2 separate regions of the Homo sapiens genome follow, and region 1 is linked to region 2. Evidence: chromatin loops called from intact Hi-C (ENCODE). Cell type or tissue: A673. All regions are shown on one strand. Links, peaks and the distances in the headings refer to the core of each region. The heading gives the core; the rest is flanking DNA.

Evidence for each region. Peaks named below come from ENCODE experiments on the same cell type or tissue, not always from the same donor. Only the 100,000 strongest peaks of a DNase experiment are listed, where the experiment ranks them.
Region 1: it touches region 2 in a loop (2.4-fold over the local background); 7 of 110 quality-filtered maps call a loop at or near these places.

What each region holds. Positions count from the first base shown.
Region 1 is chr11:28,539,992-28,555,991 of GRCh38, reverse strand. It overlaps LINC02758 (long intergenic non-protein coding RNA 2758), which reads right to left. Exons shown (of 8, transcript XR_002957243.2): 2 at 12,732-12,839; 3 at 399-626. Among named protein-coding and RNA genes, the nearest start is that of LINC02758, 9.0 kb to the right of the region's middle. In A673, for the core only: no CTCF peak of the experiment used is centred there; DNase peaks (open chromatin) are centred at 8,341 and 8,621; H3K27me3 peaks cover 3,473 bases.
Region 2 is chr11:29,336,294-29,352,293 of GRCh38, reverse strand. All of the region lies in intron 3 of LINC02755 (long intergenic non-protein coding RNA 2755), which reads left to right. Among named protein-coding and RNA genes, the nearest start is that of LINC02755, 250 kb to the left of the region's middle. In A673, for the core only: a CTCF peak has its summit at 8,392 (motif pointing left); a DNase peak (open chromatin) is centred at 8,353; H3K4me3 peaks cover 451 bases; H3K27me3 peaks cover 4,662 bases.

The sequences.
Region 1 (16,000 bases), core at 3,372-11,371, 800 kb after region 2:
AGATAACTAAGGTAGTTAGTGTCCTTAATAAAGTATCATTATCAAAGTATATCTATGGTTATCACAAGTCTATCTTTTTCCAGAAAAACTTCTTAGATTATTGACTCGCATCCCTTAAATTCAGAGCTTTTATCTGTACCGTCTTATGGTCTGTCTTTTCTACTTAATTTTTGTTATTTAACTTTTCATGTGTATATTTACGACTTCTATTAAACTACTGAGAGCTGCTTGAAGGCAGGGACTGGGTCTTCTATCCTCAAAATTAACTTCTGAAAATCTGATTTGATCAGGTCAATGTAGTACTTAAACTATTGTATGGTTTTCAAATGCCATTATCACTAATAGTGTTTTCTGGGCATGGCCAACACAGGTACAGAGCATGATTTGGCCCCTCTCACCTTCATAGTTTCATTTCATAAGGCATCATGGCACCCTCCAGCTGGAGCTCCAGCCACAGAGGCATCAGCGCAGTTTCTCTGAATGGCCATGCTCGTTCCTGCTCCAAGACCTCTGCATATGTTGTTCTTCTTTCTTCGTGGGACTCTCCTCCCTTCTGCATCTGGTAAATTCCAAATGCTTCTTTAGATGTCAACTAAATGGTCACCACTTCCTGAGAGAAGCATTTCCTGGCCACTTTTACTAAGTCAAAAAATCTTTTTATAGTGTAGTAATTCATTTTGTGTTGCTATAAAGAAATGTCTGAGGCTGAATAATTTAGAAAGAAGAGGTTTATTTGGCCCATGGTTCTGCAGGCTGTACAAGCATGGCACTACCATCAGCTTGGCTTCTGGTCAGAACCTCAGGAAAGTTTTCCTCATGGCAGAAAGTGAAAGGGGAGCAGGTGTGTAATATGACAAGAGAGGAGGTAAAATAAAAAGGGGGAGGTCTCAGACTCATTTTAACAATTAACTGTCACATGAACTCATGGAGTGAGAACTCATTCATTGCTGAGAGAACAGCACCAAGCTATTCAAGAGGGATCCACTCCCATGTCCCAAACACCTAGCACTAGGCCCACCTTAACATTGGGGTCACATTTCAACATGAGGTTTGGAGGTGACACACTTCTAAACCATATTAAATAGTGTATCATAATATCACTCCTTCCTTATTACAGTTGCAATTTAATGTTCATCTGTTACAATCTAACCCATGTCATATCACTTCTTTATAAATTTCAACATGTCAGAGACTATTTCTATTTTTTCCTTCTAGTCCATTCTCGGTAGCTAATGGTGTTTGGCATATAATAGTTGTTTGTTTAAAAAAAAACAGATCAATGCATATATAACTCTTATAGGCAGAATAATGTCATCCCCTCAAAATATCCACATCCTTATTCCTGGAACTAGTAAATATGTTAGATTACATGGCAAAGTGGAATTAAGTTTGCAAATGCAATTAAGGTTGCTTATCAGTCAACTTTAAGATTATCCTGGATTATCTGGATGGCCTCGTATAATCTCAAGGGTCTTTACATGTGAAAGAGGGAGATAGAAGAGAAGAATCAGTCAGGAAAATGTGAGGAGAAAAAGAGTCACAAACAGAGATGCCATGTTGCTGGCTTTGAGGATAGAAGAAAGGGGACATGAGCCAAGGAATGAGGCAGCTTCCAGAAGGTGGAAAAGACAAGGAGATGGATTCTCCCCTAGAGCCTCCAGAACCAGCAAAGCCCTGCAAATGCCTTGACTTTATTCCAGTGAAACCTATAAAGCATTTCTAACCTACATAACTGTAAGACAGTAAACTGGTGTTATTTAAGCCTCCAAGTTTGTGGTAACTTGTTACAGCAGCAATAGGAAACTAATGGAATAACCTACACCATTTCTTTGCCCACAGAAATGCAATATACTTCTTGATTGACTTCAGCTCAAACAATGTTCATTGAGCAAAACTAAATTGTTAACAATGTAATGCATTATGACAAAATATATATAATTTAGAGCTAGAAAAAAACTTTAAAAAATAGCAAGCACTTCTAACTTATCTCCCCCATTACAGATAAAAGCAAAATGAAGCTCAAAGATGTAAAATAACTAGCAAAAATGTACATATCTAGCTGGTGAGAAACCCCAGGGAGACCACCTATGTTGTAAGACAGTGAGAGAAAAAAATTAATGAGAAGAATTAGGGAAACAGCTTTGGATAATCTGTTCTACATATGGTGATCACAAGGAGTAACAAGTAGTACAGCATTTTTCTGCCTTGCAGATTAAAAGGCTAGGAGGTCTCTACCCAATTTTTAAAAAGAATACTAAATAAAAAATACAATAACAAATAACAGATTGGCTGCAAGAGGAGAAAAAGTACTCTCTGAGTAGGATTTGCCACATGGGATTAGTAGCTGTCTCATTATCTGTTGCTTGAGTTTTAAAAAATTGCTCACATTGTATAAATAGATTCCTTTACTCTTTGGAACAAAAATTATATGTGTTTAGGTTGTAAAATGGAATACTGGCAAGCCAGAGAGCTAGCTACTATGCTAACAAATATCAGTGGTTTCTTTTGTGTCATAATATAGTAGGCCATTGGTTCATGTCACTAATATGACTTGCTTTTTCCAACAGAATTTATTTTAAATTGTACTGTTTGAGGCCTAAATGCATGTCTTCTGTTACCTACCAGATCTGGAGCACTCTAAGTAGAAACTAGTGCAAAGCATCATCCTGCTCTGTGAATGAGGTAAAAGAATAATGAACACAGAAATAATTTGCACATCAGTGGCCTTTGATATCAGCAGTGGACTTTAGTTGGAAACTGTCAGGAGAAGGAAAAAGCACTGGGACTTCCAAACAGTACACCTAAATGAAGACAACCAGTCACTGTGTGTGGAATATGAATATTGTAGTCTTGGTTTTTCTGTTAAATTATTAGCTTTTTTTTCAACCTGTGACAAACTGTGATGAAAAATTTTCTCAGGCTAATAATAATCCTGCCATAACACAGGTATTTTGCAAGTCTCATTAATGTTAGTAAAACCAACTCCAGTTAATAGAAAGTGCTATGCAAGTGCAAATGGTTATTAAAGAGACTGTGTACAAATTAGAGAAAAATGACTAATAGTAACATATTGTTCTGGGATGTCTTCCCCCAGGCAAGGCAAAAAAATATCAGTCAACTAGTCAGCCAGCCTTTATTTAGTACCTAATCTGTTCTCAAAAGTACCCAAGCCTAGGGATGCAAGAGAAGCAGGTGGCCGCCACATTAACAAGAACAACTAATTCTGATGGCTAATGTTTATTGAGAACTCACTATATGCCAGAAAATTTCACCTGGATTAGTCACAATCTTCATACCAACTCCGCAGTGTGTAAATTTCCATTCGCATTTACAAATGAACAGTCATGGGAAAGTTGTAAAGAAGTTAAGTGTCTTACCAAAGGCTACACAATGAGTATATGTGGAGTCCAGACTCACTCCGAAGCAGATCTTCCTTCCACTCTGTCATGTTTCTTTGGAAATGGTACAGCACGTTGCCAAGAGTCATAGAAATAGGAAAATTATCAGAAAGTAAACTGTACACAAATGCTTGCACTATTGGTCCCATCAGCAAACGTACATGCTGTCTTTAGAAACCAGAGCATGGTGGTTAAATGCTCAGACTTTGGACCAAGATTGCCCAGGTTCAATCCCACTTCCTCCATTTAGGAAAGTTGCTTGATGTGACTCAGATTTTTATCTCTACTACCACTCTCATGCGGTTGTTAGGAGGAATCTCATATACAGCACCAGCTTCCTTAGAGGGTTGCAATGAGAGAACACATACACAGCACTTAGAACAGAACCCGGCCCAAAACTAACACTATGTGAATATTAGATATTCACGAATATCTAATACTCATGTGAATCAAAGCACGAGGGGGAACAACTGGCAAGAGTTTTGATAGGCAGCATTGGATGAATAAAGCAGAAAAAAATTGAAAGATTGATAAATCTGTTCTTTTGCTAGGCATTCACTGAGTGTGAGCCTAGAAATTAATGGGATAAATTGTTGGGCCTACCCTCAAGAAGCTTTCAAATCTTCATGCATTTATCATGGACGCTAGACTAGGACAATGAGTTTGCAGTTTGGTCTCAGGTGACTCAATCACATCCAAATATCAATGCGATGCTTATTTTTACCTTCAGCCTACAGCCTGATTACCCTCTCCATTCTTCCTCACCTTCTTTCTGGAACATCCAGTTCTCTTCATCTATTCACACCTTCTAGTCAATCAAAATTGCCACCTTGAAAATTATAAAATACTTTTCAGTCCATATACAGAAGTCTTTTCTGGTTATCTCCCAACCCAAGTCTCTCAAACTCAACAGGTCTAAGTGATCTAGTTTTTTAAATACATACTACTTTTTTATCTCCTATGCTTTCTGATATCAGGGCTTTTATTTTTCCACATTGTTCTTTTGTCACATAATGACTACTCCTTCCAGAACCAGCTCAAACAGAACTTCTATGCAAAGCCATCTATTATCTGTTCAAGGCAATTTCTCACTCTTCTGTACTCCTTCTAGCTTATATTTATAGCTATGCTTCCCTTACCAAGTTATAAAGAAGCTGATATTGATTTCTTCTTACTTCTAATACCTTAAACATGAAGATTATCCCTGGTATCTGGCATTATCATAGCTATTCAGACCATTTAATTAATTTCTACTGCACTCATATTCTACACCATAAAATTTAGCCCTTAGTTTTGCGTATACAACTTGATAGTATTATTGCAGGGCCAAGACTCATCACTTGAGCAAAATGATAATCAGTAAATCAACAAATAATTGGTGGAGTCATTTCCAGCTTTCTGACTCAGTTCTCTAAAGCATACAAAGACAGTCTCCTAAAAACTCAGTATCTAATTGGAGGAAAACAATACTGATCTAGACATAGGTGACTAAATTCTTAATTATAAATCTCTTTCATACATTTTTTCATCTCCTGATACATCATCCATAGTGATGGTGCTTGGGAGATAAGCCCTAAGAAGTTGATTTATATTTTATGTCCTCCAGTTGGTTTCATTGGAGATAAAATTTTTCTTTGCTTAGAAACCAGAATTACAGGATGGCATGCGTATGCACAGATGGGTGAGCAACTATTAGCAAAGGAAGACTTTGGGGAGCCATTTAAAAAAACAGGATGAATTCTGAATGGAAAAAGGAAATTACCCTAAAGGGTAAGTATAAAAAAGCAGCATGAGTGTTCCTTATATGAAATGAGAACATTTTATAAAAGGATTTAGGGAGTAATAAAATCAAATCTCACATTTTATTATTTTACAATCATCCTTTCTCTTTGATAATAGGAATATTACCTATAATCATTATTTAGCTCATACATACAGAATTTCCTGGAAAAGAGGGACAGAAGACACCTGAGGAAAAGTATATACGTTTATGCCTTATTCAGCCTTGAAGAAATTGTTAAGCATTTTCTGCCACATGGGAGACTAGAAAATCCTTCTCTGATTTTTCCTCTGGCTCTCAAGAAATCAAGATAACTTGCTAATGAAAGCTATGCTCTCCTCTTTTAAAACTGTATGGTCCATGGTAAATTCCAGGGTGGAACTTCTAGATAATCCATGGTGGCCTTCACCCTCAACTCTTAAGAGTAAAGTAAAATACGATGGATATCAATGAGCATTTTTTTAATTCGTTGATTTATTCAACAATTATTAAACATTTCCTAAGTGCAAGGCAGTATGCCAGTTGCTATAAATAAGAAATGGAAAACTTAAAAGATAAATAATACTAGTTAACTACTAAGTGCTAAGAGCTTTACATGAATTATGTTAAATCTTGTGACACTCCTTAAAGTATTAGTATTCTCCTCATTTTACAGGTAAAGGAACTAAACCTTAGAAAGACTGAATAAATTTTCCAATGTCTTATTACTCACAAAGTGGCAAATTTAGGATTCAAATCCAGTGATATCATATTACAGAAATAAGAGGTTTTGTAGAAGAAATGACATTGAATTGGGCTTTGAATTATAAACAAGTGCATTAGTCAACTTATGCTATCATGTGCTGTGGTAACAAACAATCCCCAAATCTCAACAACAATTTCTTTTTTCCTCCTGTATTGCATGTCCATTGTGGTTCAGCTGCACATCTCTTTTATTCTGCAACTAACCTGACAGAATATGACCTATGTGGAACACACATGTCTGATGGCAGAGGAAAAAGAATAATGACAGAACCATGTAATACTTCATAAAGCTGCTGCTCAGAAGTGACTTAAGTAACTTTCATTCACATTTCATCAGTCAAAGCAATTTACAGGTCAAGTTTGCTGTCACTGGAGTATGGAGGTAAAATTCTCTTATGGGGAGAGATAGCAGTCCTTGGGAAATCTATTACAGCAAGGTTTAGACAAGTGGATATGAGGAAGAACATTCTAAATAGAGAAAATAACTTGAATTCAATCACCATAAAAAGTAACCATTTATGCATTTATGGCAAGTGGAGTTTCAAGTCAATATGGAACATTATTTAAGAGGTTCAGAAAAGGACAACGGTTTGGAAATATTTGTAGGCTGATCTGACAGAGATTGTTTAACACGGAGGCAGTTGAATAAAAGGGGAAGAGGAAAGAGAGACTGACTCAGGCTTGCAGAAGAATAGAAAAGTTTCCCTCTCCTACTGTGTGCCTAAATGTCTGTCAATAATATCTATACAATTTAGAGAGTGACACCAAACACCCCCATCTAGTTTCTGATCTACTCTCATGACTTTGAGCTGGGCTGGGCATTGAAAGCCACCTGTCTATGCTCACAGCCCTCAGGTCTGAGTAAATTGGCCACTCACTGTCCACAGCATTGAAGTAAGAAAGGCAATTCTTCTATTAACACCCTTTTTTCTCTAAAGCAACCTACACAGCTGAAGTGATTTTCCCTTGGAGAGCAACTGAGCCCCTGAAGGGTTGAAATTGCCTTAAGGTTACTTTCTGAGTTTGATCCTGGGATCAAGAATAAAACACGGCTGTTTTCTCTAATTTACAGTGAGCTTTCATTTCCAAGGAGACTTCATCTAAGCTGTCTATACAATGCCAAATACCCTGTGAATATAGTGGAAATACTAGGGAAATAGAAGGTTGGTTTTGACATCAGGTAAATCTGTGTTATCTACCTGGTGACCGATGACCTGGGATGAACTTCAACTCACCTTACCATGTAAACAACTCCTTTAACAAAATCAAGACCATCTCACTTAGAGCTTTTCAAATCTCCTACAGTAGCTTAGGTATATTTTGACACATTAGAAACCAAAAAAAGCATAAAGTTTGTCATTAGAAAATCACCTGGCCTCTTGGAGCTTCCATGGTCTTACGGCAAAATTGAGACTTAAGGCTAGGTAACCTGGGTACCATTTTTATCCTCTTTGGTTACGTGAGAGGGAAGACCTCAAAGTGAATGCCGCTTTGAGAAAGGTTAGCTAAAAATTAACTGTCCAGAATCTCAGTGATCAAGCAAAAGCAGAAACCGTTTCACATAAACTTCTAAAAAGAAGGAAGTAATATTAGAGAGAAAACCAAGTGCCTAGGACATTGACATGTCCACACCCTCTTCTTCAATCCAAGAGGAATTGTTTTGGATAAATGATGAATGTGACAGACCATTGGGGGAAACTTTTCCAACTCCAAGAATTCCCTCGAGCTTACCAAATAAGCAAAGCATTTGAAAAAAAAAAAAAAGTAAAATAACAACAACAACAACAACAAAAATGGCCTTTTCATCTGATGAGGCCCTCTGAGCCTTACTCACAGAACAGTGTTCAAATCACAGAATTTTTAGAAGTGTAGTTGAACTAGAAATTCTACACCCTTGACTTGAAGGAACCCTCGGAAATACCATTTCAAAGCATCTTCAAGGTTTCCCAGTGAGCTCCAAGCCAGTGGATTTCAAACATCTTCCCGTGTGTCCCCAGATGGGGAGAGAAAGAAAAGCCAGGATTCTCAGAATCTGTTGTGTCTCTCCATCTCTTCCATCAGAGTGTGCTGCTTTTATATGTAGTATTATATATTGAACTTTCATGAACTATTTCTCTTGAAGAATGAACTCTAGTGCTTTGGGGAAAACAAAACAAAACAAAAAACTTTGAGAACCACTGCACCCAGCAGGAGAGATTAAAGAGAAAGCTTAACATGGCAACAGGGTCCATTGCCCCTGAGCTCCACCAAGCCTTTAGGAGCAGGGAGGGTAGGACAGTGGTAAAATAATCCTCAGGAACAAAGGCAGCAGGGAGGAGGAAAGAAAACAAATTCACCACCACGTTGCTCTTGCTGCACTCAAGCAGGCTCTGGCAGCAGCTTAGAAGGGTCCTGTTCTTTGCTAAACATTGTAGGAACCCAGCTGGGCTTGTCATACCCACTTAATAGCAGCACTTTAAGAAAGTGTTGTCATTTTCTTGTCGTACTCATTTCTCTACCCTCTATTATCTTTTCAAAATCATATTACAAAATATTATGAGCTTCCTGTATCAGACACTCTGGGTCTTAGTCACTCAATTATTAAAATTGTATGATTTTTTAAATTGCCATTATGTGTGGGCTGTCTTTACCGAAGCGACAAAGCAATTGAGTTAACCCAAATGGTGCTATGATTGCAAAATCAGAACATGGAAAATTATAGCCTTGGAGAGAAAAAAACAGCTATTTCACATCAGTGCCAATAAAATCCTGGGAAACTCACCATGACACCATTATGTTAGACAGAGCAGAGCAAATGCTCCCAACGTATTACCATGCTGGGTCATAGAAAAACAAAATCATTTAGGGTTGTTAGTTTTATACCAAGTTCCTCATCTATAGTAAACGAGGCCCTCTGGTAATGTGATGTGCTCCACGTGACACAACAAGGGCAATTCTGACCGGCTGTCAGCCGTTTCTCATTTCACCTGTGCCTGTGACCACACAGTCTGCATATGCCTGCTGTCAGAGCTGCCTCTCTCAATGAAGAACTGAGGGCAGAGCTCCATGCAGCCTGGGCTGTGCAGGAGTCTTCCATGGGCCAAGCTGGCTCTATGACATCCACTCTCCTGGCCTGATGAGCTACTGACAAAGCCAACTTGAAAATGACGTGGAATTTACAGGTGCTGCCCCAGGCTGATTTTTTTTCATGCAGCCAAGCAACAACTCCATTTCCCGTCATTCCGCAGATAATGGTTAGTATATGATCTGTAGAATGGGAACAAGGGTCCTGGCTCCCTCGTTTCTCCAATATAGACATCTGTGCTGGGCTCACCTAACATTAACTTGCACATTCAGCCTAAACCCAAACTGTGGAGTCAGTCATGTTGCTTGTCAGAGAGGATGATCTACAACAGTTCAGTCCAGGAACTTAAACACCATAGGGGTACATGGCATATAAAATTGGAGAAAGGCTAGGCACAGTGGCTCCAACACTTTGGGAGGCCAAGGCGGGTGGAGTGCTTGAGCTCAGGAGTTTGAGACCAACCTGGACAACATGGTGAAACCTTGTCTCTACAAAAAATACAGAAATTAGCTGGGCATGGTGGCATGTGCCTATAGTCCCAGCTACTCAGGAGGCTAAGGGAGGACTACTTGAGCTCAGGAGATGGGGGCTGCAGTGAATGAAATCATGCCACTATATTTCAGCCTGGGCAACAGAGCAAGACCCTGACTCAAAAAAATATATATACATAAATACATATGGAGAGAGATGTCACAATAAACACCGCAATAGGGTGTGATACAAACTCTGATGATATGGTTTAGATTTGTGTCCCCACCCAAATCTCGTATCAAATTGTAATCCCAAGTGTTGGAGGAGGGGCCTGGTGGGAGGTGCTGTTTTCATGGTAGTGATAACAAGATCTGGTTGTTTAAAAGTGTGTAGCACCTCCCTCTTCTCTCTCGTCCTTCTTCTCAGGCCATGTAAGCTGTGTCTGTTTCCCCTCTGCCTTCTACCATGATTGTAATTTTCCTGAGGCCTCCCCAGTTATGCTTCCTGTATAGCCTGTGGAACCATGAGCCTGTTAAACCTCTTCCCTAGGTAGTTCTTCATAGCAATCCAAGAATGGACGAATACATCTGAAGTCCATGCTCATCCAAAGGACACAGCACAGTGCAACCCAAATTACTCTTTCTAGGACAAACATAATACTAGCCTTTCCAGATGTTTTTAAGATGTCAGACACAGAGATTTTTATGTGAAGTGAAATTTGTTTAAGTTGCCAATGCTCTGTGTTTTTGAAAGCAAAACATGTTTGTTCATGACATTAATTTCCAATTGCTGCTGTAACAAATGATCACAAAACTAGTAGTTTAAAACAACAGAAATAGGTTATCTTAAATTCTATAGGTCAGAAATCCAAATTTTACTCCTGGGATTAAATCAAACTGTTGGCAGGGCTGTGTTCCTTCTGGAGGCTCTAGGAAGCAACTGGGCTTTTTTTGTTTTGTTTTGTTTTGTTTGTTCGTTTTCCAGTTTCTAGGGGCCATCTATGTTCCTTGGCTAATGGCCAATTCTCTCATCTTCAAATCTAGCAGCAAAGCATCTTCTAAGTTCTCTCTGACTCTGACACTCTGGTTTCTGTCTTATAAGGACACTTATGATAATAATGAGCCCAATTGGATAATCTAAAATAATCTCCACATCTCAAAAATCTTCAACTTAATCACATATGCAAAGTTCCTTTTGCCATGTAAGGTAACAAATTCACCAGTTTGGGGGATTAGGTTGTGGACATCGGGAGGCCATTGTTCTGCCTGCCACACCACCATGTTGCAATGTTCTAGAAATTTGAAAGAGCTCAGAGACTTGTCCTCAAGTCAGCCTTGAGTTGGTTCTCTTGCCTTTTATTTAATAACTAGATTCTAGTATCCATAATCATGTCTTTATTCTCTGCTCCCAATCTCCTTAACAACATTGCCTAGCTTTCAAGGTTCTACAGTGATAATCTTGATCCATAGTGCAGGGTTGAGGTCACACTGGTTAACGGGATCTCAGAATTCAAACTCTTAGTACTAAATTTGTCTACACTGCCTGGATTACCTCCAGAACCTGTCTTCTCCTCCCTCTACTAAATAAATCTCTATCCTAGGAATTGTAGCTTCGTATTTTTGCATTCTGAAGTCAGTTACTCTCATCTTCAAAGCTTTGAAATTACGAATATTTTGTGAAGGATTATACCTTTTCATTTTGCAGACACTCATTAACTATCACTTGAGAGCTAGAATAGAAACTGAGATGGATGCCTGGGCCTGAGAAGTTGCCATGAAGATGGAAAAATGAGATATTCAGAAAGCTGCTCCAAAGATGTAGATTTTACTGCGTTTATCACATTGAATAGGTGGGCCCAGATTTTGACGACAGTTTTCAGAATGAAAGTATTGCAACAATATATTCCTAGGCATGTATATATCTCTTCAAAACTAATGTGGGATCTCGCTTGGACCTCCCTGCTTATAGCAAAATCCTAGTCTCCTCTCAGGAAAATGGGGAAATGCAGAAGCTAAGCAAAGATCTGATTCCTGCAAGGGCAGAGAAAAGAGAGTAAACATTGCCGATGTGAGGTTTGATTTTCCCTTCCTAGTGGTGAAGAGTTTACTAAAAATTGGAGCCCAAGGCCATGGCATTTAATTTAAGAGTTCTGGATTTCCAGAGTGATTGAGGCCGTAGCAGAATTTAACTTTGCCTAGGGATGGACAGCATCCTGCCTCCCCAGTCAGAGCAGGAGACTGGACACTAAGCAGAGGCAGCTCCATACTATTTTCTCACTTTCTCTCCCTTCCCTCTACCATTCTTCCTCCTTTCTATTTCCTAAATTTTTTCCTTGGGAACTTCCTCCTGTCTACCTGTGGGGTAGGAGTGCCTAATTGACAGGGAACATTTGTATTCGTATTGTCTCCATTTGAAAGTTGATTTTGTTAGGTGGCCTTTGGCCTGTAGCCTGTCACTCAGAACATAGCTGTGCTTTCTTGCAAGAGCCTGTCGGACCTCAGGAATATTCTTTATCTTATTCAGCCTATGCGCACAAATAGCAAAGACTATACACAGACCATCACAGAACTGGACTCTGTGCTGCATCTGCCCCAAAGACATGTTTGGCTGCATTGTTTTACTTAACTGTCAATGCTTTGAAAATCAAGGCATTCCACAAGAAAATTCAGACAACCACGCTCTCTTAAAGCCATCAAAAGATCTGGCTTATCTGGGTCTGCAGTTTCACAGACAGAGCACATCTACAACTTAGTAGCAGCTTACTCTTTAAACAGGTGCACCTCCTCTAGCTTAGTCCAGCAACCTGACTACCCCAGTAGGCATTTGAGTTTGTAACCCATGTGGTATCATGTAGTAAATAAATGTATGGAATCTGGCTGGCCTACATCTGATTCTTGACTCCATATGCAACAGCTTAGGCTATTCTTGACTCTGCATGTAACAGCTTAGGCTTCTGAAGGCACTACTAAAGCCACTGGTAAGGGATCAAAGCCCATTTCCACACAATAGGAGACTCTAAATTCTTTTACTGCATCTGAATATTCTTGCAGTGAGGATTTCTAAAAACAAGCTGGCCATCAATTGGTTCTTTGAGATCACTTTGTCGTCTACAGATTAGTGATTTGAAATTACTTCTATTTCCAATTATATTTATTACATGTGGCCCACCTCCAGTGTTCCATGATGTGGCACTGTGAGTGGGCTGTTGCTTTTTCTGTTTAATACTTGCAAACTCATAGCATGGCCAAGATGATCATTTAGTAGTGAAGGATACAATAACAGGGCCAGGTCATCTCACCCACACCACTCCTGGTGTCAGCTTCCTGGGGTATGGATTCCATTTCAGACACAGCATCTGTTCAATATCACTTTCAATACAGTCCTAAGATTCAGGAGAAACATTTTAGTGCCAGATAGATATTTAAAATTTAAAAAATAAATGTTCTCAAGAGACTGTTCATTGAGCCATTTTATTTTCAGGATGCACAGGAAATGTTTGTCTTACCAATTTGAAATAAATGTAATTGACCTTTTAAACACAGAATCTGAGTGATTTAGAGAAAAGAGAGAGAAACATTTCTACCTAATCTTATTAGAATGAATAACAATGGTGACTCTTCTATAAGACCTTCAGCTAATAAGAGCAGAATGTCCCTTCTAATGGTTGTTAAAAGACTGGATATATAGATATATGAAGACAGAAGAATTAGTAGCAGGAGTCCAGTTACCATATCCCAGAGAGAGACCATGAGAGGAGCATGACATTGCTAGGCAACGCTGTGCAGTTAAACAAGTTTTCACTGGCTCAGTGTGGTGTAGTAGGTAGGAAGCAAAATTCAAGAAAAGCACAGGGAAAAAAGAATGACATTGTTTATTTTAATAGGATAGGGATGGAGGGAACAAAGGCAGATATACAAGTTAGCTGCAGCCAAGTTTTCCAGGATATGAATGTGAATTCTAGAAAAAATAAGAATTCTAGAAAATTTTAAACATTTATTTCAACAAATTAAAGATTATTTCTTAAAAATAGGGTTGGAGACATTATGCTTTATATAAATTACACTATGGTAAGAGTAGTCATACTATTTTAAAGATAAGGAATGAAGTTCAGAGAAGTAGGTTCAAGTACCCAGCATTCGATACTAGAAACATAAGAAGCCAGGATTTGAATACACTCCTGTGTGATGCCAGAGCTCATGCTCTTTCTATTAGTCCATCCTGGGGTTCTTTTACTGAAGAATAATTCCTTAGATTTCCTGAGTCTTCAGTTGAGGTTTCCAACAAAGTCACGTATTTTTTCAAGGAAAACACATTGGTGCAAATAGCTATTTTTTTTCTCAATCATTCAACAAATACTACCTCTTCTCTCCCAAGCACTGTTCTAAATGCAGGAACTACAGTGGTGAAAAAATGAGTTCCCTGCCCTCTTGGGTTTAAGTGGAATTTGGATAGACTAGCAATAAATGAGTGAAAAATAGATTATAATATTTTAGGTGGAGATGAGTGCTATAAAGAAAAATACAGCATGATAGGGGAATAGGGCAGGGTAGGTTAGACAGATATACACAACCTCTCTGAGACATTATCAATCTACACTCATGTCTAAGGAAGACTGCCTTATAAGTTTGTTTGTTTGTTGTTTGTTTTTGCTATTACTCTGTTGTATTTGTGTATGTATTTATTTATTCATTTTCTTGTTTTTGTATTTCTACTTCAAGGAATTATAGCAATGGGTTTCTTTTCTAATTTATTGATTTTGTCCTGCAAATGCATTACCCTTCCCAAATGAATATACTGAAACTAGGACTTTAAGTTCTTTGAGAGGACCTGCCTCACTTTAATCATTGCCTCCTAATTGGTGCCTTGCTTCCATTCTTACCAATGCACTTTTGTTCTCCACACAATAATCAGGGTCATGACATTCACAGCATTCTTCTGCATGAAACCCTCCAATGTACCCCATGGAACTAAGAAGAAAATCTGCTCTCCTGAATTTGATGCCATGATCTAGCTCCCACCACCCCTCTAGTCTCATCTTGTACTTTTTCCCTGTGTCTTCTACCCTATTATTAGGCACTGCTATGATTAGGGGTTTTATTGTAACAAGGGGATATCATTGAGCTCATATCTAAATTGGTCATCTCAAACATCTTTCCAAGCTATTTCTTCTTTACTCTTCTAGTAAAAAACAAATCCTAGGGAGTAAAATTGGAATTCAGCATTCTATCTCTCCACCCTTACTTCTTACCTCCCTCCTATCACATAACGTTCTTGCCATCCAAACTAACATATAATATATGATCTATTCACACCTCCCAATTCCCCCTTCATTCTTTCATTTCTGCCTCTGAAACAGTTACCAACTCTCTGCCTCTCCCATTTCTAATTACCTATGTCTTATCTAATTTAAAAATATATCTGGCTCAGTTATTACCTCCTCCAATAAAATCTTCTTTGATTATCTCAAAGGAACAGAAGCTCTCCCCATCTCTCACAAGTTACATCTCACTTTCCAATTTGTATTGTAATTTTCTATATTTGTCTTGGTAGCTACTGTGCTGAATAACCCCAGAATTTCAGTGGCTTAATAAAATAAAGATTTATTTGTGGCTCATATCATAATTCAGTGTGACTCAGTGGGGATGGGGCTGGGGGAAAGGAGACTCCAGGTTTCCCTGTTATTTAGGATTCCAGGTTTCCCCTCAATCAAGTGGCTGTGCCATCTCCTTGGACTACTCCAAAGGACCCTCTGAATCTGAGTAGTAACAAGAACAAAGGGCACAGAGAAGACTATACCCACTCAGCAACCTTGGCCTAGGAGTGACACACATTTCTTCTCACATTCCATTCATGAGAAGTGGTCACATGTCCTTACCTCAGGAAGAGTGAGCTGGGAGGATAAGCTAGCAGTGTACCCAGAAAGAAGAGAAAATGTGTTTGGTGAGTACCTAGCCAGTCTCTGCCACTGTCCTAACTACAGATTTCACCAGAATCCCCCCAAAACCCATTGTGTTGTCTTGAATATAAAATATATTCAATATTTATCCCCAAAATAAAAAGATTATGATGGTGAGAAGACTATTGTGATGAACCTTTCATTTCCTATTCTCTAGTCCTGCTGCTCTTGTAAGCCTCAGATTTCTTATCCTTCCACATGGAGAAAGTTTGATTTCTAGCTTTCTAATTAATTATGCCCTTCCATTATGGGCAATAGAGTCAGCAGCATATGCAGATATCCCCCGAGATCTCTTTCCCCTTGTCCCCTGCTATGGTGCCTGAAATGTATATGTTAGAGTCAATCACTCAGTTATGATGGCTAGAACCAACATCACACAGATCATATTTCTGTGAATTACCAGGATGTAATAAAATTGAAAATTAATAACAAATGATTTTTAGATAAAAGATAAATATCACTAACTTATTCTTTGGTAAAGGAAAAATCCTGACAGAAATTTTTAAAAACAATTTGAGCAGAACTCAATGAAAGTACTATATGCAAAAATCTGTGAAATGTAGCTAGAGCAGTACATAGAATAAAAT
Region 2 (16,000 bases), core at 3,812-11,811:
TTCTGCTAGGTGTTTGATGTATTTTAACTATTTAATCTTTGTAATTATCTAGCTAAGGAGGTAGTGTGCTTCATTTTTAGATTAATGAAACTGAGGATTAGAGACACTAAACTGGAATAACTACATGCTTGTTTTTATCTGTCTTACCCACTAGTAAATGAGTTTCTTAAGAGATTTTTTAAAAGCCTGATTCATCTCTGAATACTTTGTACCTGCACAGGGCTCAAAAGGCAGTATGTCCTCAATAAGTGCCTAGTAAGTGAAGAATGGATGAGTGAATGTACCTGTCTAAGGGCAGACACACAGAAAAACAAACACTTTATATCTATTTGGTTTGGAAGCCAATCTCTTCCCATCAGAACGTGAGAAATGCTTTAGGAAAATAGTATTATTTCAGCTCCCTGTTCCCTTTGTCTCATCCATAGATTAATTTTTCCAAAAATTTTGGGAAAATCAGAATCCAAGCCTCATCTGTGCCCATGCTGGCATTCAGATATATCTGGACATGGCTATGGTATTGATGGGTTTGTTTCTTCAAATTTTGTTTGGGGTATTTGTGAACTCCCACACTATGCTACATGAGAGAGATAAATTATTAACAAAACATGAATTGTATGAGTCATTTTTATAGCATGGCAGGGGATTAGGGTTGTAGATATGTGCTATAGAGTTTGAAGGGAAGGAGGGGATGGACAAGATAGCACTGTGTCTAACTTTTAACCTGATTCCTGGATTCATGCATTAGTTCTCAAGAGAGGGATTTTACAAGGAGAAGTTGAAAGAGGGAGTTATTTCCCCGGGGACTCTGAGGGTCTGAATTAAAGTCATGCTTCTTCAATGCCTCTAGTGACTAATTTCAAGATAGGGTATAAGAAGGGGCATTGTTCCTCTCTGGCATGAAATATGAGTTGCCTCCATTTAGTGGTAATTTGATAATTTTATATTTGATAATATAGCTTTGGGTGTACTAGTAATTATCTCTTTGGCATAACCTCTCCCCAGTCTCAACATTATCACTAGCCACAGAAAGGGCCCACGAATCTCCATGTGCCCTCGCTGCTACCACTATTTTGAATGATCTTTGCACAGATAACCACCTGGCTTGCTCCCTCATTTCAAACATGTCTCTGCATAAACAGGTCTTCCATGACTCCCCTGTTTAAAAAGCTTGTCCTCACCTCCATCACTCTGCATTTTCTTACTCTGATGATTTATTTGTCATCACTGCATTTATCACAACCTGGCATATTGTATGTCTATTTGCCTACCTATGTATTCTCTGTCTCCTGCCATGTGAGCCCTAGGATAATAAGAACATTTCTGTTTTATTTACATTCTGTTTTATACAGTCAGTTGAACAGATAATATTATATAGGAGTTGTTTAACAAATATTTTTGGAATAAATTAATGACCCCAGTGCAATGAAGAATAGATACTAGCAGCAGTGCCAGAATCAAGGCGCTATCATCAATTGACTCTAACAAACAGTGTAAAAACATGGCATAAAGGTTAGTGAATCGTAAGTAACTCCTATGGTGGCCTTTAGAAGTGATTGGGGCAGACTTTTAAAAAGATGCTGGAGGTTATCCATTGTGTAGTTAAGGAGTAGTCTTGCAGGATTTCAATTATTACCATTAATGCAACTTCATTTGTATTTATATCTTGGTGAAGCCTGAAGAAACCACAGTGTGATCTTAAGTCCTTTCTATGATTAGTATGCATCAGGAACTAATGGTGTCTCTTGAGTTGGAGTCAATTGATGTATTTTTGGGAACATGCTTGTGCCATGTCACCTAGGGCTCAGTCTGAGTTCTCCAGGTATCATTAACTTTACGAAGACTTTGAATATCCAAATTGCTTTGATTTTAAACTCACCATTTATATTTTAGGTAAATTTAATGCAAATCTTCAGTTCAAGTGCACAGAATTTGTTTAAAAACCCTGAAGATGCTTTCATGATCTACACATCTGTCATTGCTGTTGCTTATCACCGTTCCTGGGAATCTGGCACTTCATCAGCCGTCTTTCTTTCCATGTAATGAACACTGTTCTCCCTGACTCAGGTGACCTTTATAACCCTAATCTTATATTTGTCATAATGCCCCTCACACAGCTAAGGCAAACCATAGTTGAATATCATTACAGGTTTAATAATAACAGAAGGGAAATTCAATAGGGAAAGTTATTTACAATTCCTACAAGATGCGGCTATTCTTAGAAACTATAGACAAAGACTTTCCCGTATCATAAAATTAGCTATCTGTCTGGAATAGCCCTGAAAATACTTAATATTTATATGCAAAGTTACTCTCAATCAATCACTCTTTTATGTCCGGTATTGATACCTCTTCTCAGGATGATTTACAGTGGAAAAGCCAAATTTCTCCCAAATTCTGCCCTTATGATGACCTTGTATAATGGCCACTAATAGTACAATTCATTATACTACTGTAGTCAAAATCAGCATAGTTCTCAAGATACATGGTAATCATTGTTGAATAAGTTATGACAAAGCTGAATTTAGCCATCGCTGGTCCACTTACTTTTTAGAATTTATTCTCCCTCTACACGTGCCCATAGAGATCACTGTATTTTCCTCCAGAGTTTTATCCTGTATGTAGATCCTGAAAAATTAGTTCTCATTGCATTGAATAATATTTTCTCATTTTCTTTGTTTTTTTTATCTTTTATTTTTAACATCTCATTAACAGAAAACTGCAGGAAATTCAGAAGGTACAAATGAACAAGCTAAAACATTTGTATTACTTGGTAATACAAACAGTATTACCAAATAATGACCACTCTCAAAATAACATTTGTTCTTTCTATTTGTATATATTTATAGTCATATTAAAATGGTTTATATTGGAATATCATTTTCCATTTCATAACGTAGCATTACTGAGACAAGTATTACATGTTTATGATTTCATAGGATTCCATGAATAGATATGATATAAATCATTTAATCTGTCAGCAGTAAGATATTTAGATTTATTCTAATCATTCACTATTATTTGAGAGCTGTCATGAACATTCCTGTAGCTATATGCTTAACATAAATTTCTTGGGAATTGCTGGGCTAAATTACATAATTTTTTAAAATTATGATAAATAATATCAAATTGACTTCCATGCCAACTAGGAATCCATGCGAATGACTATTGTCCTATACTTGTACCAACATTTTTATTCCTTCCCCTCTCCTTCTCCTCCTCCCCCTTTTTCTGCAATATTTAGAAATTTGAATAGTTAACCATGGTTTTTTAATTTTTTAGTTTGTATTTCTTTCCTAACAAGGCTTAATATTTTAAAAATATTAGTCTTTTGTACTTTTGTTATTTGTTTGGCTAGATCCTTTATCTTGTTTTTAGTAAAAGTATTTCTCTTTGTTTTCTTTTTCATTATTGAACTCTCCTTTCAGTGATGCCTAAAATGGAAGTTTGTTTCAGTTGTAGAAGATGAAATACTGGATAGTAAAATACTAATTATAAGTAATGAATTTTCTGTCATTTAATAGTCTAAAATGATTTTATGCTGTCATATTTGCTGAAACCCTTTGCCCACCTGGAGGGCTCCCTCCTGATGTTCCAATGACTAGTGGCATCCTAACCCTCTAACACGTAGATCAAGGTATATCAAGGGTGACTAACTCAGTCCTGAAACATCTGCTCTTCGCACTACACGATGAGACTCACAGAGAAGTAGCTCACTGCTTTTCCTTGAGCGGGCCTCATAAAAATTGTTTAGTCTATTTCTCTTTTGATTTTTTTTTTTTTTGGCAACCGCGTTGCAACTCTTCTGAGACTAGGGGCCACATCCTTGTTCTCAAAGTATTTGAGTGCAATATGACCTTCTAGTCCAATAAAAGTGTTGTGTGAGGTGAAATAATGAATAGTTTTTGAGTCTCTTTTCTACAGCACACACTGTCACTTTAAAAAAATTACATAAATTATAAAATATGTTTTATAACTATTTTTCCTCATTTTTCCGAAATGGAAACCATAGTTCAGAGAGATCAAACAACTTGTTCAAGTTACACAGCTAGTCAGTGTAACTTGGATGGGGAGAGGTATCACACCCGTATCGATGTGACTTCAGCACTTTTGTTCTTACGTTACTGTTTTCCCAGCCTTTTTAGCATGGAGCTTCCCTCAACTAGGCAGCGAAGTATACACTTGACAATTTGATTTGTTATTTATCCAGGAAGAGCAAAATCTTGTGAGAACAAGTGTTTTATCCATTTCTGACTCATTTCAATTCCAAGATAATATTCTAGCTTTTATTTCAGTGAATAATGCTGGTAAGTATACACATATCTTCAAAGCTGTAATTTATATCTGCCTAACCTTCTCTTCAGAGGGCACTAAAGATTACTGGTCATGTCAGCTCACTTCTGAGACTAGAAATTATATTACCATTTTCTATAAAAATATTGAAACATGCACAGGCACCACACCAAAAGAGGTTGTCATATCCCATTTTTAAAATTACAGCAAAGAGAGTGAGTTTTCTCCCTTCAGATACTGCATGGTCTATTCTTTTTTTTGTTTGCTTGACTGTGTCTTTTTTTTTTAGTATCATTTCAGCTTAGAGAAACTGGTTATCTTTCAGGATAGATTTTCTCTGCTGCTTGAATGCTCTGCTCACCAGGCATTGATGAGTTGGTTGTTATCATTATTACAGAAATAAAAAAAGGAACAGTGCAATGAAATAACAAACGATAGTCTGAGTGATTTGGAAGCTGAATTTTGGATGCTACATCAACATCAGGGCATGAGTTCTGGGAGGTGTGATAATATTAGTTATTAGCCTGGATCACAGGATTTATCTTGTTTCCTTATAACATTTAAATATTTCACTATACATTCAATATAATACACATACACAGACATAATAGAACTTGGCTGATAGAAAATTAATATTTTATTTGTATATACATATCTGATATAAAAATTATTATGTGCATTTATATTTTCCTTATAGTTAATATTGTTCAATCTCTGTGAGGCATTGGGGAGAGAAAAAAAGTCCTTCTGCACATTCTCTTGTATTCTCAGAATACAAGTAGGGGCTGTGGAGGGTTTTTTTAAAAAAATCTTTTCAGTTTTTGTATTTTAATTTTTGTAGATACATGGTCTCACTATGTTGGCCAGGCTGGTCTCAAACTCCTGGGCTCATGTGATCCTCTGGTCTCAGCCTCTCAAAGTGCTGGGATTACAGGCATGAGCCACTATACCTGGCCTATGGAAGGTTTAATTGATACTTACAGTTACTAGCACTGCAGATATTTGCTGTCTGGATAAATAAATGAATTAATAAACATAAGCATCGTTTGATTCCTTTCTCCACTTCACCTCCTCTGTTAATCAATTGCAGAATTTTGGTCTTTCCTTCTCCTTTTTGAATTGTTTTTCTCTCCACTCACAAGACCATTATGAGAATTAGGCACCACATCTGTCCTAGGGGAGAAGTCCTATCAACTCCAAAGTCGTCTCAATCCATCACCTGGCTTCAGACCCTTGCTCATATCACACTAAATGTTATCTATTTACAAAAGAAAATATTCATCAGATTTCTCCCTTGTAAAATATATTTTAAGTAATTCATTGACAAATAATAATTATGCATATTTATTATGTATAACATATTGATTTGAAATATGTATAAATTGTGGAATGGCTAAATTGAGCTAATTAGCATATGCATTACCTCACATACTTTTTTTTGGCGAGAACAATTAAAATCTCCTCTTTGAGCAATTTTCAGGAATACAATACATTGTTGTTAACTATGGTCACTATGTTGTACAATAGATCTCTTCAACTTATTTCTCCTATCTAACTGAAACTTTGTATACCTCCCTGCCCCCTCCAATTTTTTTGAAGTTTAAAGAAATGTTACTTTATTTTATGTACAAAGTATGGTTTCTTCCATTGGGTAAATGCATTAAATAATCTATTCAAGAAAAATAACTTAATCCAACTTGATGAACTGATGAAACACTGTTTTTTATTCAGTCCCCAAAGCTGAACAAGACACCTACAATACCCCTCCAGCAACTCCAGGCAGCTAAGATCTGCCATGACCTGTTTGTCTCTAACTTACTAATGTCACTACTGGGAACCTCATCTTCCTAGTTCAGAATTTCCCACACTTATATTTCACTAGACCTTTTGCCACAAAATGCCCAATAGTTAAATAAATATGAGAAAGACTGGATTAAATAGGTCTTCATATTGTAGGACTTTTCTGAGCTTTTTACTCTGCAAATTTATACGGTAAATTGGGGGCAGAACATATCATATTTCTCAAACTAGAATGACAATTGAGTACCCTCTCTGTGTTCCTTCTTTCATTTTGAGCAACACCTGTCAAATGCCCTGGAATTCTGGGAGAAACACTACTTTAGTCATTCTTCGGAGTGGTATTCACATCCCTACCTCATTCTTTGCTCTATTACTCTGCCTTGAATAGTGTCTCTGTGTCCTGCCTTTTCTCTCTGCTTGGATGAACTCTATGCTTATTTGAGAAATTTTAAAAGTTTAAGTTTGTGTTTATATTAAGACAGCCAAGCTACATAGGCAGCTAGGACTAGGAAAAGTGGACTCTGGTAATCATGTGAAGATTTTCATGGAGCAATAGGTTCTAGTGATGGAGGAAAATGCTAGTCAGAAACAGGACAAAAACAGGGAAGTACAATGTCATGCAGACTAAAGAATGAAAATGATTTCACTCTCACTGAGTGAAATCCTGTGACAAAGTTTGATGGTGCTAAATTATACACGCAAGCTGATAATTATGAGGATTACCTCATTAGAGTGGAGAAGTTTCAACTGTAATTGCAGGTGTCTTATTCCCTCAGGCTGCTAAAACAAAATATCCTAGATTGAGTGGCATATAAGTAAGAGTAATTAATTTCATACATTTCTGCAGGCTAGGAAGTCCAAGATCAAGGCACCAGCAGTAGCAATTGAAACTGAGAATCTTATACAGGGCTTGCATAAATAAAATAAAACTGATAAAATTTCTCTAAAAATAATTTGGAAGTAGGTATTAACTTAAATGTGGTCAGATTCTTTGATCCAGCAATTCCATTTATAGAAAACTTGTCTACAGAAAAAAGTAGCGATGTGTGTTCAGATTAATAGCCAAGGCTGTGTATTACAACAAATGTTAGAGTAGTAAAAAATTGGGCAATCCAAATTCCCAAGTATATGTATAATTATCGAAAGCTTTATATTCAATATGATTGGAAGTGTATTAGTCTGTTTTCACACTTCTATAACAAACTACCTGAGACTAAATAATTTCTGAAGAAAAGAGGTTTAATCAACTCACACTTCAACAGGCTTAACAGAAAACATGACTGGAGGCCTTAGAAAACTTATAATCGTGGCAGAAGGTGAAGGGGAAGCAAGCACCTTCTTCTCATGGTGGCAGAAGAGAGAGAGAGAGAGAGTGAAGGGAGAAGAGATACACACTTTTAAACCATCAGCTCCCATGAGAACTCACTCACTATCATGAGAACAGCCAGGGGGAAATCCACCCCCATGATCCAGTCACCTCCCACCAGCCCCACCTTCAACATGTGGGGATTACAATTCCACATGAGATTTGGGTTGGGACACAGAGCCAAAACATATCAGGAACAATTATAAACACATGCACATGCACAAAGGCAAAAGTAGAATGGGAAAAAATAATAGTTATTTCTGGATTGTGTCAGTATAGATGATAATTAAAATCTTTTGCTCCGTATCTTACATGTAAAATTTATCCATAAAATATATATATATATATATATTCATTTTACACTCATAAAAATTATTATTAGGAACATTGGCACTAGTTACTAGTCTCACTTTTTATATTTGAAAATACTTAATCTTTCATATAATCAGGGAATGTCATTCCCAGTTGTTTACAGATGCTGTCATACTTCCAGAATTCAGATTTCAGTGTCCTGGCCTAATATTTGTGTGGTTTTGAAGCCACTTACCCTCTTTAAACCTCAGTTTCCTTATCTGTAACAGAGAGATAAAAATAAGAATCACTTTTAGGGATATTAAGGGAGTCAAATGAAGTTAAGAGTACATAGTAGAGTGGTTGGCATAGAGTAAATCAACAAAATCCAATGTTATTGTGAATAACTTTAAAACAGAGACATCTACCCCAATATGTTGTTGTAGGAATTAAATAAACTAATATATTTCAAAATGTCTGTATTAGGACCTGGCATACAGGAGACCTTCAAGAAATATTAGCTCCACTCCTCTTTCTGTCCTGCCCTTTTCTCCTGCCTGTGGAGTGGGTATGCTCCACTCTCCAATGGAGCAGGCAGGAAGCCAGGTGCAGAGTGTGCTGCCACCTAGCGGAGCACTGCGTATGCACAGAGGCAGCCTGGTGGTGTTTGTTTGCTTATTTATGTATGTATTTATTTTTCAGGAAATCATATAAACCCGTTTGTCACACACCTACACAGGATTTCTGCTGCCCTTGCCCTCTGCCAGATTGGCTTGCTTTTTCTTCCTAATGCAATTTTGTAGAAGATTTTCACTTGTGAGGTAGCTGAACTAGAACCAATTACATTCTGTTATAAAGGGCAAGGAATGGAAAGCCACACCAGCATTCCTTCAGCTCGGTCTTTGTAGAGATGCCTGGGTAAGAAATAAATGGGACTCAGACTGTGATGGGGGAATCCAGGGGGTCTCCTCCCGCCGTGTGGTGCGTGTGATTCCAAGGAGCAGAGCTGCTAGTCTCGTGGTTGTTCCTCTTTTATTGGGTTTCCAAAGTGAAAGAGAAGGAAGCTGCAGTGACCTCCCCATCATGGTAGAGGACAGAGAGAAAGATGAGAACAGTGTAGACCACTCTGAAAATGGGGTTCTCCCCTCATCCTTTTTCTGAGAGCTAAGGGCTTGCTCAGAGTGGCTATATATCATGGAGGTCAGTAAACACCTCTCTCATCAAATAAAACCATCTCTCAATATTTCATGGAGGAAAGCTTGAGACAGAGAAAAAGCATGGACCTTAAACCCTGTTTTAGCCACTCTTTAGCAGTGCAATATTGGAAAAGTCACGTCACCTCTCTATGCCTCAGTTTCCCCAATTTTAAATTGAGAATAATAATGATCGCGACTCATTTGTAAGATGACATAAAACAATGGGCATTAAGATATGAGATAACATCCAAACACCATAAAGTTTGACACTTGGGGGAGTAATTTTTAAAAAGCCCCTCCTTTTCGTTGTAGGTTGCATTCATTTTCTATCTAGGCTGCAGCCTGGTGAGGGAATGGTGGTGGGGGCTAGGAACTGCAAAGAGTTGTTTCAGGGCCCTCGGGGTTTACCACTTGACAAATAATAGTTCTGTGATTATCCAGCCTGGCAAAGAGTCCAGGGTCCAGGCTGCAGGTAGGCAAATTAGAAAGCAGCAATCAAGTACTTGGTGTCTACTGTGGGTTATTTCATAGTTAACATGATTGGCTAGGTATCAGTGGATCTGGGCTCCAAGCCCAGTTCTTCCATGATCTTACGGTGTGCCTTTGGGTAAGCATCTATCTTAGACATTTATTTCTATGTCCAAAGAGGTTAAGTGAATTGTTCAATTTTACTCATCTGGTCAGGTCTACATTTCAAACCTTGTCTTTCTGATTGTAAATCCTGGTACACTCCAGTCACAAACATTTTGAAGCCATGTATCCCTTTAAATCATTTTGAAGTTGAGTGCCTGCCTATTCAGTTTACCATCGAACTAACCCTGCCAACACTAATATCCTCCTCACATTGCTCAAATAATGGAGATAGTTTCTAGAGAATGTGTCTGATTTAAATAAGGAGATTCTTATTTAAAAAGTTCAGAAATCACCCCGAATATCTGTTATTTAGTTACTCTATCTTAAGACTTTTTTTAGCCTACAACATGTTTTACAGCCAAACCTGGAAGGAAGGTTCAAGAAAACAATGTGGACGACACAAGGAGGATGAAGAGGCTCTTTGGGGTTTATATGGTTTAGAGATAGACATAAATTTGAATTTATTTTCTCCATTTTCTTGCATCTTCTCATTTCTTCTCCCTGCCCCCCACTCCAGCCTATTAGTCTAGAACTGCTTAAACCGCTGTGTATTCTGTCCCTTTTCTGTGGTCTGGAGTCGTAGGACCAGATTTTAAACCTCAATTCTGCCACTTACTAAATATGTAAGTTAAGGAAAGCCACTATACTTTTTGATCTTCAGTGATTTCATCTACAAAATGAGAATAATGCTAACTACTTCTGAATGCCTCCGTATTAAGTCAAACCTGGAGTTTACATTCCAGTTTCAGAAAAGTCATCTAATTTTCAATTATTCAGTCACTTCCTAGTTCTTAGTGCTTCTAAGCAATATGTAGACATCATTCTCAGTCCTCGTGCTTCTGACCTCTTGGGGAATTGTGAACAATCTTGAATTCAGAGATAATCCATTGTATGTGTTTGAAAGTTAGTAAAACTGAATCTACTGAATTTGCCTGCCTTTTTGTGGCTCACTTGGGACGTAGTATAGTATGCAATATTTTGCTCAGAATGGGAAAAAATAATAGTTATTTCTGGATTGTGTCAGTATAGACGATAATTAAAATCTTTTGCTCAGTATCTTATATGTAAGATTTCTCCATAAATATATATATATATATATATATATATATATATTCATTTTATTGTCTCTTGACGATATATTGTCAAGAGTATATCGTCTCTTGAAGTATATTGTCTCTTGAATGCTGTGATGTGTAATGACACCTCATGGTTGATCTACTGAGTTCATTTAGGCAGAATAAATTAATTAAAGTGAGTTTGGGGTGTGAGAACAGCAAATCCACAGTGAATTGAGATTTTTCTCTTTTAATTCATTGTTGCATCATAGGTCATGAGGATAGAGCCCTCATGTATGGGATTAGTGCTCTAAAAAGACCTCAGAACGTTCCATTTCTCCTTCTGCCATGTGAGCTGATAGCAAGAAGACAGCTGTCTATGAACCAGGAAATGAATCCTCACCAGACAGCAAATCTGCCAGCCTCTTGATCTTGGACCTCCCAGGCTTCAGAAGTTAAAAAAATAAATTTCTCTTGTTTATAAGCCACCTAGCCTATGGTGTTCTTTTATAGCAGCTCAAACTCATTAAAACACTCATTTTAGCTGTTTTGCTTTCAGCATTTGTATAAGTTCGCATAGAGCCCAGTTGGTCTCAGAACAAGGTGAGTATATCAAAGAAAATGGGTATTCAATAGGCTTTATGGTACCTGGGTTGGAGGGGAGGAAAGGATGCTTGATACTATATGGCACCGTGAAGTCAGACCATACTTCCATGTTCATGATGCCCTTATCTTTTGAAGTAGTAGTTCAAAGACGACCCTAGGAAACTGACCAGTCCTGCCACATTCAAGTAGGCTTCCTAGCTATTGCCAGATAAAGGACAGCCTGGGAAACAGGATCTCTTGCATCAAGTCATAGAATTCATTCACAACCTATTTGTTTCCTTTATTTGTTTTATCTTAACTGGTTGAACAATGAGGTTGAGAGATGGATGAAGGGCAAGAACTAGAAAGAGTATACAAATTGCTTTGGTAACTTCCAATCTCCTGAAGTTCAGTAATGGTAAAGAATTGATGTCTTGTTTTCTAATGAGTCATCAGAACAAATTCAGTAAGAGATGGACAAATAGTAGAGGGGTAGAGCAGAGACTGCTTCAATTCAGGACCACCTGGGCACTGGTGTTACTCTGAAAAGTGTGTAGCAGGGGCAGCCTGAAAAATCCTTATAACACATCTCTACATTAAAGCTGGGGTAGTAGCAATGAGGACAGAAACTATTTGGCTTGCTGACTTTTAAGGTATTTTTTTGCCTCTATAAGCTTGTAATCTGAAAGGTTTCCCACCAAGCATAATTTCAAGACAAATATTTATGAGGAATTTTAAACCTCCCCAAAGTCAATAACTTATCATATCTCCTCTCTCAAATTTAAATGCTCTGCAACATACAGAGTGATTACTCATATCTATGGGGTAGGAGAGACAGTCTAGTGTGGCAACCATTTCACTTTGGTAAGGTCTGACTTCTTGTTTTGATTTTCCAAAGATTGGCTGCCATGCTACTTTGCACCCCATGCTAATTCTTAAAAAATGTGAAATTATACATTTTGTTTCAAGGAAACTTATCATCTTATTCTTCCTTTGATATAGATTTATGTGTTACAGGGCTGCTGTCCAGTTTGGTGTTTTTCAGCCACATTCTAAACCATTGGTAGAATAAGGTTAAGTCCCTGCGCATGTGCCTGATCAATAAATCTATCTTCCAGATTTCTGTCAGAGATAGAAAAAGTTAATTTCCAATACTATTTTAATAATTAGACTGCTATGCACTTATTAGTTTTTAACAAATCCAAGGGAAGTATCCAAGGATGGTTCTAAAAAAGTAGTATTGGGCATTAAGTCCAAAGTATAAGATGTAGTAAAGTTAAAGATGAGAAAGTCAGTAACAAGGCCACCACTCAGGGATTGAAAAACAGTGTGAGATAATACTGATATGGTTTGGCTGTGTCCCCACCCAAATCTCATCTTGAATTGTAGTTCCCATAATTCCCAAGTATCATGGGGGTGACCTGGTAGGAGATAATTGAATCATGGGGACAGACTTTTCCTGTGCTGTTCTCATGATAGTGAATAAGTCTCATGAGATCTGATGCTTTTATGAAAGGCAGGTCCCCTGCACATGTCCTCTTTCCCCCCACCATGTAAGAAAGATGTGCCTTTGCCCCTCCTTCACCTTCTGCTATGATTGTGAGACCTCTCCAGCCATGTGGAACTACGAGTCCATTAAACCTCTTTCCTTTATAAATTACCCAGTCTCAGATACATCTTTATTAGCAGCATGAGAACAGACTAACACATATACTATGATTAGAAAGAGTTGAGCAAATCCTAGGATTCAGTCTGAAATGTTGAAGGAATGTTTGTTGGAGTCCTGTCTTGTGGGATTTCACCAAGGGAGGCTTCATGACTATGAAGACCTGGACAAGGATGGAGACAGACATGGACCTCCTCCTTTCCACAAATGTGGAAGAAAGAGTTTTGGAAAGACTCATTGTTCCAAAGCCCAGTTACCAATAGTCTGATCATTACAAAAGTCTCTTCAAGGTCCCTTGTCTTAAAGGCAGCACAGAAGCCTGGATCATAGCTGTCATTCATCTAGAAAAACAGCTTTGGTAGAACTCACATTAGCAGTTCAGGTGCCTCTCATCAGATCAGATTGGCTTCTAGTCATCCCTTGCCTTGTATTCTAGCCCTAGTGACCAGGCTTCTCCCTGGTTTCAGGGAACAACATACCATTTTGTACCTTATGTATGAATTGAGGCCTAATTTTATTTCTTAGTTCCAAACATGTTCTGACAAGGCTGAAGCCTGGTGTTGCCAATTCCATTCCTTTCCAAGGTGAAGATTCTTTGCCTCACTAGCTGATATGTTTTTGATCTGTGTCCTTGCCCAAATCTCATGTTAAATTGTAATCTCTAATGTTGGAGGAGGGGCCTGGTGGGAGGTGATTGGATCATGGAGGTGGATTTCTCAGGAATGGTTTAGCCCCATTCCCTTGGTGCTGTTGTCATGGTAGTGAGTGAGTTCTTGCAAGATCTGGTTGTTTAAAAGTGTGTGGCTCCTCTCCTGTCTCTGTCTTGCTCCTGCTCTGGCCATGTGATGTATTTGCTCCCCCTTCACCTCCCACCATGATTGTAAGTTTCCTGAGGCCTCCTCAGAAGCCAAGCAGATGCCAGCATCATGCTTCCTGCATAGCCTGCAGAACCATTAGCCAACTATACCTCTTTTCATTATATTACAAGTCTCAGGTATTTCTTTATAGCAATGCGAGAATGGACTAATACACTACCACTTCTAACTCAGTTTGGACTCATGATTTGTTCTCAGAAGTCTCTCTGTTGCTTTATAGAATCTTCACCATACTGCCTCTGTGACTCCCCACTGCCATGCTCAATCCACTTGTAGAGAAAGTGTCTTATTTTTCTAGTTCCAGCAATGCCATCCAAAGGTTTTCCTAGGTGGAATCCCTGACAGATAGCTCCCTCTTCCTTTCTCCTTTAGTACTACCTGGGAGGGTGATCATTATTTGCTTTCCTTGGAACACAGAAGTTGGAGGAGAATTCCCAGCGTAATTTGCCTCATACCTTAAGCCCAGATGGCTTTCAGCACTGTTTCAGAAGTAGTCTCTAGAAGCAGAAGTCAAGAAGTACAACATCCTTTGTATTAGCCTGGTTTCTCCAGAGAAATAGAACCAATAGAATGTATATGTATATTCCGTCTCTCTCTTTCTCTCTCTCTCTCTATATATATATACACACATATACATACATATGTATATATATATATACTACATACATATGTGCTTCACACATATATACATAATGTATATGTACATATATATACACATCTGTATCTCATCCAAAACACTTTCACAGAAACACCTAGAATAATGCTTAACCAATATCTGGGTTCTCTGTGGCTCAGTCAAGTTGACACATAAAATTAATTATCACATCCTTCCTCTATTATTCCAGAGGCTGAAAAATACACGGTGCACTGCTGCAGTCACTAAATTCAGGGTCATTAACATGAATATGATTTTCCAGGAAGGAACTTTAAATGCTTAGCCTTGAAGAAGAGGCAGCTTAAAGAGAAGAGGTCTTTCTATCACCCTTTCATGGGTTTTGGTCTGCATTTCCTTTAGCTATATTCCCTGAGCACCCACCTACCTCTCTTATCAGACCCTTTCCTTGCCCATCCCACAGCCTCCACCCTTGCCCTGTCCATGCCTCAGGTTTGCCACAGGGCTGGGTTGCTTCCTTACTCTTTGCTGAAAACAAATTCATAATACATTATAATAGTTACAACAACAGCTGTCTTCTCTTGCATGCTTATTGTATGCAATATTTTACATATATTAGCATGTTAAATCCTCATAACAACCCTGTGAGGAATGATGATGCCTATTTTGCAGATACTGTGAGAGAAAAACAAAAGAATTAATGAACTTGCTCAAGGCCACACAGCCATGAAATGGTAAAACCACAATTCAAACCCACATATGTCTGACGCCAGAGTCTGTGCACAACATAGTTACACACTGTGCTCCCTGCCCCGCAACCTCTCCAAATTATTTCACCAAAGGCTGAGTAGCTGGCTCAAATGGAAAATTTTATCTCTGATTCAGTCTGGTAGCTCAACACAGATCCGAACTCAGTGATCTTTTCCAAGCGTTGGCATAAACAGAAGGATTGAAAATCCTATGTGACTTCTCTGTGAGCAATTAAGGGGCTGCATTCCGTAGCATGCCATTCAGCGTTCACTATTCATCATCACAAACTTTCAGACACACTGAAGGTCACGATTGAAAACAGTTATTTTAAGAGATGGCATTGTTCTCAAAAACCACAGTAGGACCATTGCAAAATGATTTTAACTCAGATCTATATTCAGAGATGAATTCTTCTTTCAGCTCAAATGACGCAGGTTTGTTAGTTGGGGTGTGAGTAGGAGGTGGGGAGATAAAAAAGCAGGGGACAAGTATTCATTCTTATCCATCTCTTGCTCACCTTCTGATAGTTATTTATTTCCCCTGTACTTTTCAAACTCTTTCAAATTCTTTGCCTCAACCTAGCATCTCCATTTCATTTAATTTGTCATAGGAATATTTTTCAATAAGGGGAAATCTTTAAAGAAAATTGAAAAATATAAGACATCTGCATAATAAAATCTTTTGCAAAAGATGCAAGATTTTCTTTAGGTCATGCTTTCCTCTAATTTTTTTCCCTCCAGAATTATTGCAGGGAACGTGCTAAAAGCCTGCCCACCTTTCTCCTAGGATTTTGCTTTACTTTCAAACACTCTCTCTATTGTCACAATGTATTGCCATTGAAGATTTCAAGATTTGAGAAAACAAGGTATGAGAGGGAGAA